2 separate regions of the Homo sapiens genome follow, and region 2 is linked to region 1. The links are chromatin loops, found by intact Hi-C in ENCODE. Cell type or tissue: natural killer cell. All regions are shown on one strand. Links, peaks and the distances in the headings refer to the core of each region. The heading gives the core; the rest is flanking DNA. Region 1 has its middle 86 kb from the start of LINC00433. Region 2 has its middle 4.5 kb from the start of LINC00560.

What was found. Hi-C counts contacts between places; a loop is a spot of excess contacts. Peaks named below come from ENCODE experiments on the same cell type or tissue, not always from the same donor. Only the 100,000 strongest peaks of a DNase experiment are listed, where the experiment ranks them.
Region 2: a loop joins it to region 1, with 2.2 times the contacts of the local background. A loop is called at or near these places in 1 of 110 quality-filtered maps.

Annotation. Positions count from the first base shown.
Region 1 is chr13:88,452,619-88,457,023 of GRCh38, forward strand. No RefSeq gene overlaps it. Among named protein-coding and RNA genes, the nearest start is that of LINC00433, 86 kb to the right of the region's middle. In natural killer cell, for the core only: no CTCF peak of the experiment used is centred there; no DNase peak of the experiment used is centred there.
Region 2 is chr13:88,620,192-88,624,596 of GRCh38, forward strand. No RefSeq gene overlaps it. Among named protein-coding and RNA genes, the nearest start is that of LINC00560, 4.5 kb to the right of the region's middle. In natural killer cell, for the core only: no CTCF peak of the experiment used is centred there; a DNase peak (open chromatin) is centred at 2,380; H3K4me3 peaks cover 308 bases; H3K27ac peaks cover 2,840 bases.

The DNA of each region.
Region 1 (4,405 bases), core at 124-4,123:
TTGCACAGAAGAGATATATATACATTTTTGTTTTTCAATTAAAACAAATCTGCACCTGTGAGAACCTTCAGTGGGTTGAGCTGTGCTCTGAGATGAGAACTCCTGATTTTACACTGTGTTATTTCTTGTATTCATGGAAAAAAGCAATATACTATATGTTTTAATTTTTTAAAAGACATTCAATCTAACTGCCTGCCTAGTGTTTGAGTTGATTGTACCATATTAACTTCAGAGAGATCAACTTGCTTTTTCTGCTTCACTGTATCTCAGAGCCACATCGTCCATCATCTTTTGTTGTTTTGTTTTGTTTTGTTTTGTTTTGTTTGAAACAGAGTCTCACTCTTCACCAGGCTGGAATGAAGTGGTGCAATCTCAGCTCACTGCAAGCTCCGCCTCCCAGGTTCAAGGGATTCCCTTGCCTCAGCCTCCCGAGTAGCTGGGACTACAGGCACATGCCACCACACCCGGCTAATTTTTTTTGGTATTTTAGTAGAGACAGGGTTTCTCTGTGTTGGCCAGGATGGCCTTGATCTCCTAACCTCGTGATCCACCCACCTCGGCCTCCCAAAGCGCTGGGATTATAGGCATGAGCCACTGCACCCGGCCTCCATACAACTTTTAATGTTGAACAATTTTTACTTGAAGTATGCCTCCTTTTCCACATTTGTTATTTTAATTAGATTAACATCTGGTCATAGCCCTTTTTGAATCTCCGTTCTCTTTATTATTTAATATGTATAATTATTTAATATGTATCTTGAGATATAGAGCTAGAAAACAAGACTACTATTTGTCCTTTTCTAAATTGCAACCAGTATGACATTTTAATAGCTGTGATTGAAAAGTGTAATGGACATAAGCGCCTCTGGTTTGTTTGTTTATGAAACAGAAATATATGTATGTGTGTTTGACTGTGTTTGTGAATATGAAGATAAAACAGGGTAGTTCTATGGACCCCTTCATGGTACTTGTGAAGAGGTTGACTCATTTACGCAGTCCACAGCTCTCAACCCCTCATGGGAACGGGAACACGCAGGTGAGTGAGTGCAGCAGCCAGGATGAACTCCAAGTGGCCCTGCAGCAGCATCTAGAGGGATACCCATGACCCCAAACACCCAGCATGTATTAGCTTTGCCATCCACAGATGGTTTCAGTGTTTAACAGCTCAGTGGAGGGTCAGGGTGACAGCCTTTTGCACCCTCCATCTTGGTATCTGAGTTCTTGTCCTGGCATCCAGGACACATGAATGGACTGAAGGGTGGCGAATGTGTAGGATTTTATTGAGCAGTGGAAATGGCTCTCAGTGGGATGGGGAGCTGGAAAGGGAATGGAGTGCAAAGGTGGTCTTTCCTGGAGTTCGGCAGTCTGCAGTCAAACTCTTCTCCAAAGTCTCACTGTCAAGCCATTCCTCTGAAGTCAAGATGGTTCTCTCCAATGTCTGGCTGCTTTTTCTCCACTCTCCCTCTCTTCTCCTCCACTTTTCCACTCTGTTGTGCTGGTGCCCCTCTGCCAGTGGAGCCTAGGGTTTTTATGGGTACAGAATGGGGGGTGGGATGGGCCAAAAAGCAACATTCAAGTAGGAAAACAGGAATGCATGTTCTCACTTTGGGGCATTGTTCCACGCTTGAGGGTGTGGCCCTTACTGGGAACCACCTTCTTCTACCCAGTATTTCTCTGCCTCCTGTGCATATCAAATATGCATAAATATATATGTCTGAACCCTTCTTCAAAAAAGCTTAATATATTTAGATGATAATTGGCAGAGAAGGTTTTTATTACCTAATGTCAAGTGGCCTGAAAATTATTCATAAGTGGTACTTATTTGCACTAAGTATCTCTGATTCATACTTACACATGTAATGGTGTACATCTGAAGGCATAAGATATCATTTAACTTTAATAGAGAACATACACATATCTGAAGATATAAGATATCATTTACTTTAATAGAGAACACACACATTTTCCTTTTTACTTTCCTATCTTTTATTTGCCTGATAAGGTTCATTGTGCAGTCTTGGCCTTACTGTGAATTCCCACCAAACCCAGCCAGAAGATTAAATATAAACTCTGACACAAAAACATTGCCTCCTTTTTATCTCCCACTGAAAATAATAGAATGCTGAAGTTATATTCTTGTCCTCTAACATCAGACTGCCTGGGTTCGAATACTAGTTCTTAGCCTCTTTTATTCTTAACCTTACTGTGCCTCAGTGTCCTCAATGGTATAAAGTAATGCTATTGGCACCCAATACATAGGGTCATTAAGAGGCCATGATATGCTTAACATATGAAAAATGATACTCAGTATAATATCTGGTACATGGTAATCTCTCAGTAAATATTGGATTTTATCCTTAAGTCATCTTCTATTGATATTTTATTTTATGGTTTCTCCAAGTATTTCCTAAAATACTATCACTTGTGATATAGGTGAACAGGAACCACTTCCCTTATTTAAAATATGATGAAATATTACTCTGTGAAAGATGAAGGGATGTGTTTTATTTCTTCTTTAGAAAGGAAGAACCTACATCACTGGAGATGAAGGTAGAAAGTGATTGAAAAAGGATGCATCAGGGAAATGAAATTATATTTCATATTTTTTTAAAAAAGCAATCAGAATTACCATGTCTGATTCCCAAGAAGAAACAACAGAGTAAAGAAAATCTCCTAAAGACAGACCCACATCAAGTTTGACAAAAACCTGTATATTCAATATGCAAAGTTTAGAGCAATAAAATAGCATAATTGTGGAGGGAAAGGAAAATACTCTGAAACCAAAATGTTGGAAATTCACGCTCGTTATACTGACTTCTCTTTAGTCGTGTGACCTAAATTGTTCCTGTACTTTACTTCCTTTATCTATATAGTGAAGAAAATAATGTTTATATGGGAAGTAAGTTAACATTTGTAAAGTGCCTGGAACAGTGACTGGCATAAGGTAAGTGCTATGTATGTTTTTGTTAAATAAATAAGGTGAAAGGGAAACTGATTTTAAAAGTGCTAGGACTAGTTTTCAATTAATTTTGTAATATGAATCATGGAATTTGGATTATAGGCAGTTGGGAGATTTTGGACAAAATTTCTCAGTAATTAGCATAAATTAGCATAACAGAAGTTGTGGAATGCATGAAACAATACAGAGCCTCTACTCTACAGATATTCTAACTCAAATGAGAAGTGGTTTGGGCCTGGCACAGTGTTTCACACCTGTATTTCCAGCACATTGGGAGGCTGAGACAGGAGGATCACTTGAGCCCAGGAGTTCAAGACCAGCCTGGGCAACACAGTGAGAGCCCATCTCTATTAAAAAAAAAAAAAAAAAAAAAAAAAAAGAGAGGGAGAAATGGTATGAATCAGGAATCTAAATATCAGCAAATACTAAATAGTTCTGATCCTGAAGGTAGATCAGTATTTTTAGAAAACCTGCTCTGAGATCACATGAACCAAGTTATACAGCTAAAATCATTGTATTTATTTTTCTTTTTTCCCCTATTTCACAACAGCTGGAGTTTATTTTTCAAACAGTAAAGAAGAAAATTGAAACATTCTGCTACAGAAAATACTTCTCTTTTTTTCCCTTAATATAATCAAGTAGTTTTCAGCTTTGTGGATTTTTGCCAGCTGTGTTTAGCAGAGGGTAAATCTGACCATGAATAAAAAAAGAAATACTTAGAAGGGTGGAATCCCTCTTCCACTCAAGCTGAGAAATATAAATGTGACCTCCTCCAAGTTGTAGTTGAAGCGGAAAGTGACTTTACGGCTTCACAACTGATAAACAACAAGGGGAAGTACATGCTGCTGCAGAGACTTGACGGCCCTAATCAAGAGGGCACAGATACCTCCAAACCAGGCTGAGCCACCAATGGCAAGCATTTCACTGAAAAATAATTGTTGACTCCCAATAAAGATTTTTCTGTCTCTTGAACTTCCAAACAAGCAAGTTTTTGGAAATATCATAAGAAATATATTTGCTTTTTGAACAGCGCTTTCAGAATTTTTGAAAAATAGGACAAATTTGTGGCATAAATTTATTTTAAGAGTATTTGTTGGCTTTGTGCAGTGGCTCACCCCTGTAATCCCAGCACGTAGGGAGCCCGAGGCGGGCAGATCACAAGGTCAGGAGTTCAAGACCAGCTGGGCCAACATGGTGAAACCCCATCTTTGCTAAAAAAAGATACAAAAATTAGCCGGGCATGGTGGCATGCACCTGTAATCCCAGCTACTTGGGAGGCTGAGGTGGGAGAACAGCTTGAACCTGGGTGGTGGAGGTTGCAGTGAGCTGAGATTGCAGCACTGCACTCCAGCCTGGGAGATAAAGCAAGACTCCATCTCCAAAAAAAAAAAAAAAAAAAAAGTTTTTGTTAACCACAGGGATTATAAAATGCATGCAATATTACAT
Region 2 (4,405 bases), core at 252-4,251, 170 kb after region 1:
CATACATACAAAACAAGGAGACAATGGGAAGTCACTCCAAATAACATTACTAAAAATTAAACACTATAAACACGCGTTTCCCAGATTTTGCTTAAATTTCTATTTAAAATTACCCACACACAAGTTATAACATAGTCAATATATAGTTTTGAGTTATGATGCATTCTTTTAGCATTATAGAAAGAAAATATCCTCATGCCATTTAATATTTTTGAAAATAATATTAGAACATCTGTAAATTATTGGAAGAATAAATGTAATAATAATTTCTATGTTTTTACTATGTGTTAGAATTTTAAAATTAAAGTACTACTTTGATGTTGTGGTTAACTTCTTAGCATAAGTTAAAACACAATTTTTACTAATGTTACCTCTTGTGAAATAGTATATGATAGTGAAATAGTGAAATAGTATATGATTTTTAAAGTTTTCTCACACAAATGAACATAGCTATTTTAAAAATATAGTTTAAAAGTTTTTCTGAGTCATTGCTAATATGTCTGAAAAATATTTCATACTAATTTTTATATATTTATCATTTTATTTCATCAGTTTATAGAATGTTTTAATAAATATTCTGTGACATCAATACTAAGCTGAAAATTGCATATTGCCTTCTAGGCTACAAAATGCAAGTAATTTTTAGCACTTATAATATTTCTTCATTTTTCAACTGTAGTATGAGTGCGTCATTTTACAATATAAGCACAAAGTTTTGTTTTGTTTACAAGCAGGGATTGTTTATGTAAAACCGGTAATCATAAGATCTACTCTTCACAATTAAAAATAATAGCCATGATAATCAAGCAGCATGTTTTAAAATGAAAGGTTAATCCAATGGAAATCTACTTCGATGTAATAAATTAAATCCTGACAATTACAGAGGTATCCTTTAATGTACATAATTCAAAGAGAGAAATCAATCTGAATTTTCTGTACATCATAATTTACCATTTTACTTAAAGTCTAAAGTGACTAAAAGTCACTTTAAAAATAACTTCTTATGTAAATAATATTTTTAGAATAAAATGTTAAATGCAATTAATAGTAGTTAATGCACTGATTTCCTCTGACATATTTGATATACATTTCTCAAAAGAAGATATTTACATCAATTTGAATGTCACAATGTGATTTTTAAAAGAACATTTGTCTCATGTGCACTTATTTCTTTAATAGCGATTTTAGCTCACCCTTACCAGAAAGCTAGCTCCAAGTCACTTAATATCTCTTTTCTTCTCCCAAAATAATAAAATATATTCTTTTCTTGAGTATTTTCCCACAGAAAAAAATAAAAAAATAAACAAACTCATAATCCTGAAATATCAAGTAACTGATTTACTGATCTTAGTTGAGTCAGCACAAAATTCTTCATAATAAAACATCAGAGGAGTTTATAAGGTATGCTTCTACTTTCATAGGTTTCATATATGTGGGGTAAAATTCCTCGCTAGAGGAACGTGGAACCAAATATTGTACCCATAAAGAGAATTTTTTATTCCTGCCTATCTAAAAGTATTGATTAGAAACTTGAGTTACAGCACAAGCTGGGTCTTTTGAAGTTCTTGTTTTAGGATATATTCTGGAAAAAAAAGTAGATCCATGTGTGTTACTAAAAATATTGTATTTGGTTCTTCTTAACATGTACTTCCCCTCTCTTCTCATTTGTCAGGGGCCGGCCTCAACTAAGACTGTCTTAATCACATTTCAGCCATGCTATAGAAACTTTAACTGAAACCTTACCTTTTCTTGAAACTCTTATTATAAGTGTCTTTAGGCAAATTCTAAAATTTTCTCACATGTAAAATATCTGCTTAGTTATAGAAATATAGTCTATAATTCGTTAATCATTACTAATTTAGAAAGTTCCCATCTGAAGTAAATAAATCTATGAATAAAGCAAAATGAGTCTTATTGATTTCTATGGCAAGGGAGAATATTTCACAGATGATTCCAAAACAAAATATTGTTGGGAAAAGTAAATGCAAGGATTTAATTGTGTATGGATTAGACCTGGATATTCTTACGGTGGAATATCACAGCCAAGTTGAGTCTTCTTTCTGTTTGTTGATTATTTAAAAGAGGAGAGATTCTGGATGAAGAAGAAAGTATTGAGAGAGGACGCAGTTAGGGGCTGGTTAGGCAGATAGAGAGAGAGGGTCTCGGGAGAAGGACAGAGAAGGGCAGTGTTCACAGGAACAACCACAAGATAGCACCTACACCCCCTCTGCAGCTAACAGGAAGAAATGTGGCTAAGAACTTCTTGTGCCAGGATGTTGCTCAGAAGGAACTGTCACAACTTAGGTACAGGCTCAGTAAATCAACCTAAATGTCCTTAAGGTGACCCAGCTGGTTATAATGTCATTAACATGATATTAGCATTGTGGTTTTATCCCCCGACCCATAGGTTTCACTTAGGCACTCATAGGTAATAACCAAGGTGGAGTCACTCTGGCCAAGCCCAGGCATGTGCAGATGCAACACCCCTAGGAGGAAAGTTTACTCCTCCCATTTGGGCAAAACCCACAGAAGGCTTCCTGGCTTCTGCCACATAAAAGACCCAGAACTCCACCCCATTTCTGGAAACTTGCTGTCAGGCCCTCTCTCTTTGCTGAGAGCTTTCCTTTTGCTAATAAATCCTACTCTACTCACTCTCCAGTATCCACGTACCTCATTCTTCTTGGTCATAGGACAAGAACTTGGTCCTAGCTGAACTAAGGGCTAAGCTGATTGCAACAGTATTATGTGAATCACAAGGCATTCTTCAGTCATTTTTGTATAATGATGAGTATAATTGTTCTGGTCCTTGGGAGCTATCTTAGGAGATAGCTGAAAAAAAAAATTTTTGATTTTTGTAATAACTTACCTTAAATCACTCAATCTCTTTTTTAGTTAAATTAATAATTCTTTTAAATTATCTCTGAAGCTACTAGCTGTTTATAGTAAATCCAGTTTCTCCCAGTCTTTTGCTACACAGAAACTGGAAAAGTATAAGGGAAAGGAGCCATAATCCTTTTTTTAATGTAAAAAAAGAAAAAAATAGCAGAAAACAGAGACCTTAGAGACTGTGGGAAGTGTAGGAGTTCTTGTAGACAAGACTGAGGATGCAAACACACCAGCAATAAGGCTGGGGGAAACTGAATTGCCCAAGAAGAAGGAAGGGAGGGAGTAGGGAAAGTCCGAGACCACTAACAATGAATAGCTCATATCGCTGTCACACACTCCTCTGGCAGCTTATTTTTGGTCTTTTCACAAAGAGGTTTCCAAACCCTTTATAATAACAACCCTCACCTCCATTGCACTCTTGATTACTTGGGTATAAACAATATTTCCTTCATGCCTTCTGATGTCCTCAGGCTCTGCTGGTTGTATCGAACACTTTGTCTAAATCACAGAGCTGAAGAATAAACGGCAAGATGGATAGAGGGTGGAAAATCTTATACAGAAGAAATGTTGTGTGCTGCTCTCATGAATGGAGTGATAGTTACATCTTTTGCTGAATCTTACCAGTAGCTTTATTGGCATACATTGTTTTTACTCCCCACATAATTGAACAGCCAAGTTCTAACTGACTGACCTTCACTTGAGCATGAACTATATTACAACTTCTACTTTTATCAACAAGTTATAGGTAACTAAATTTAGAGAAAAGTAATTTTTAACCACAGAAATAATCAGTGGTTATTTGATAATTTGCCTCCCATGAAATCAGTTGTTAGTGTAAAATTTAATTTTTTTTTGTATAAACATACAAAATATTGAAATTTCATTACATTCTCTTAAAAAAGTTGAGACATATAACTTTTTATGTTTATTTTATGCCTATTCAGTGTCTAATACATGCCAGTGTGAGAGAAATATTGGTCTCTGTCCTTGTGGAGCTCATATTCTAACAGGTGCTCACAAATGGGTAGTTTACACTGCTATATTAAAAATAGAACTCAATTTTTAAAAATAGGATAATTAAATAATTCAATCTAGCCCATCAATATTGCAGTTATGGGCTGGGCGTGGCCTCCTGCCTATAATCCCACCTCTTTAAGAGGCTGAAGTGGGAGGATTGCTTCAGCCCAGGGAGTCAAAGTTGCAGTGAGCTGTGATCATGCTACTGTACTCCAGCCTGGGCAACAGAGAGAAAACCTGTATTAAAAAAAGAATTGCAGTTATGCAGCTTGGGTATATAGGGATAATTTAAATAATATTGTAGGGTACACACAGTTTAAGTGCCCAGGTTGCTTAAGTCAGAGTTCAGACCTACTGATGTTACACTGTCAATCAGTGTATGATTATGCATCCTATTTGTGTATAATGGAGGTGTTTCATGTATGGTAACTAAGAAAAAATTTAACAATTTCGAAGAGAGGGAAAATTGAGCATAACCTGCTGACCCCAACCTGCAAGGTTT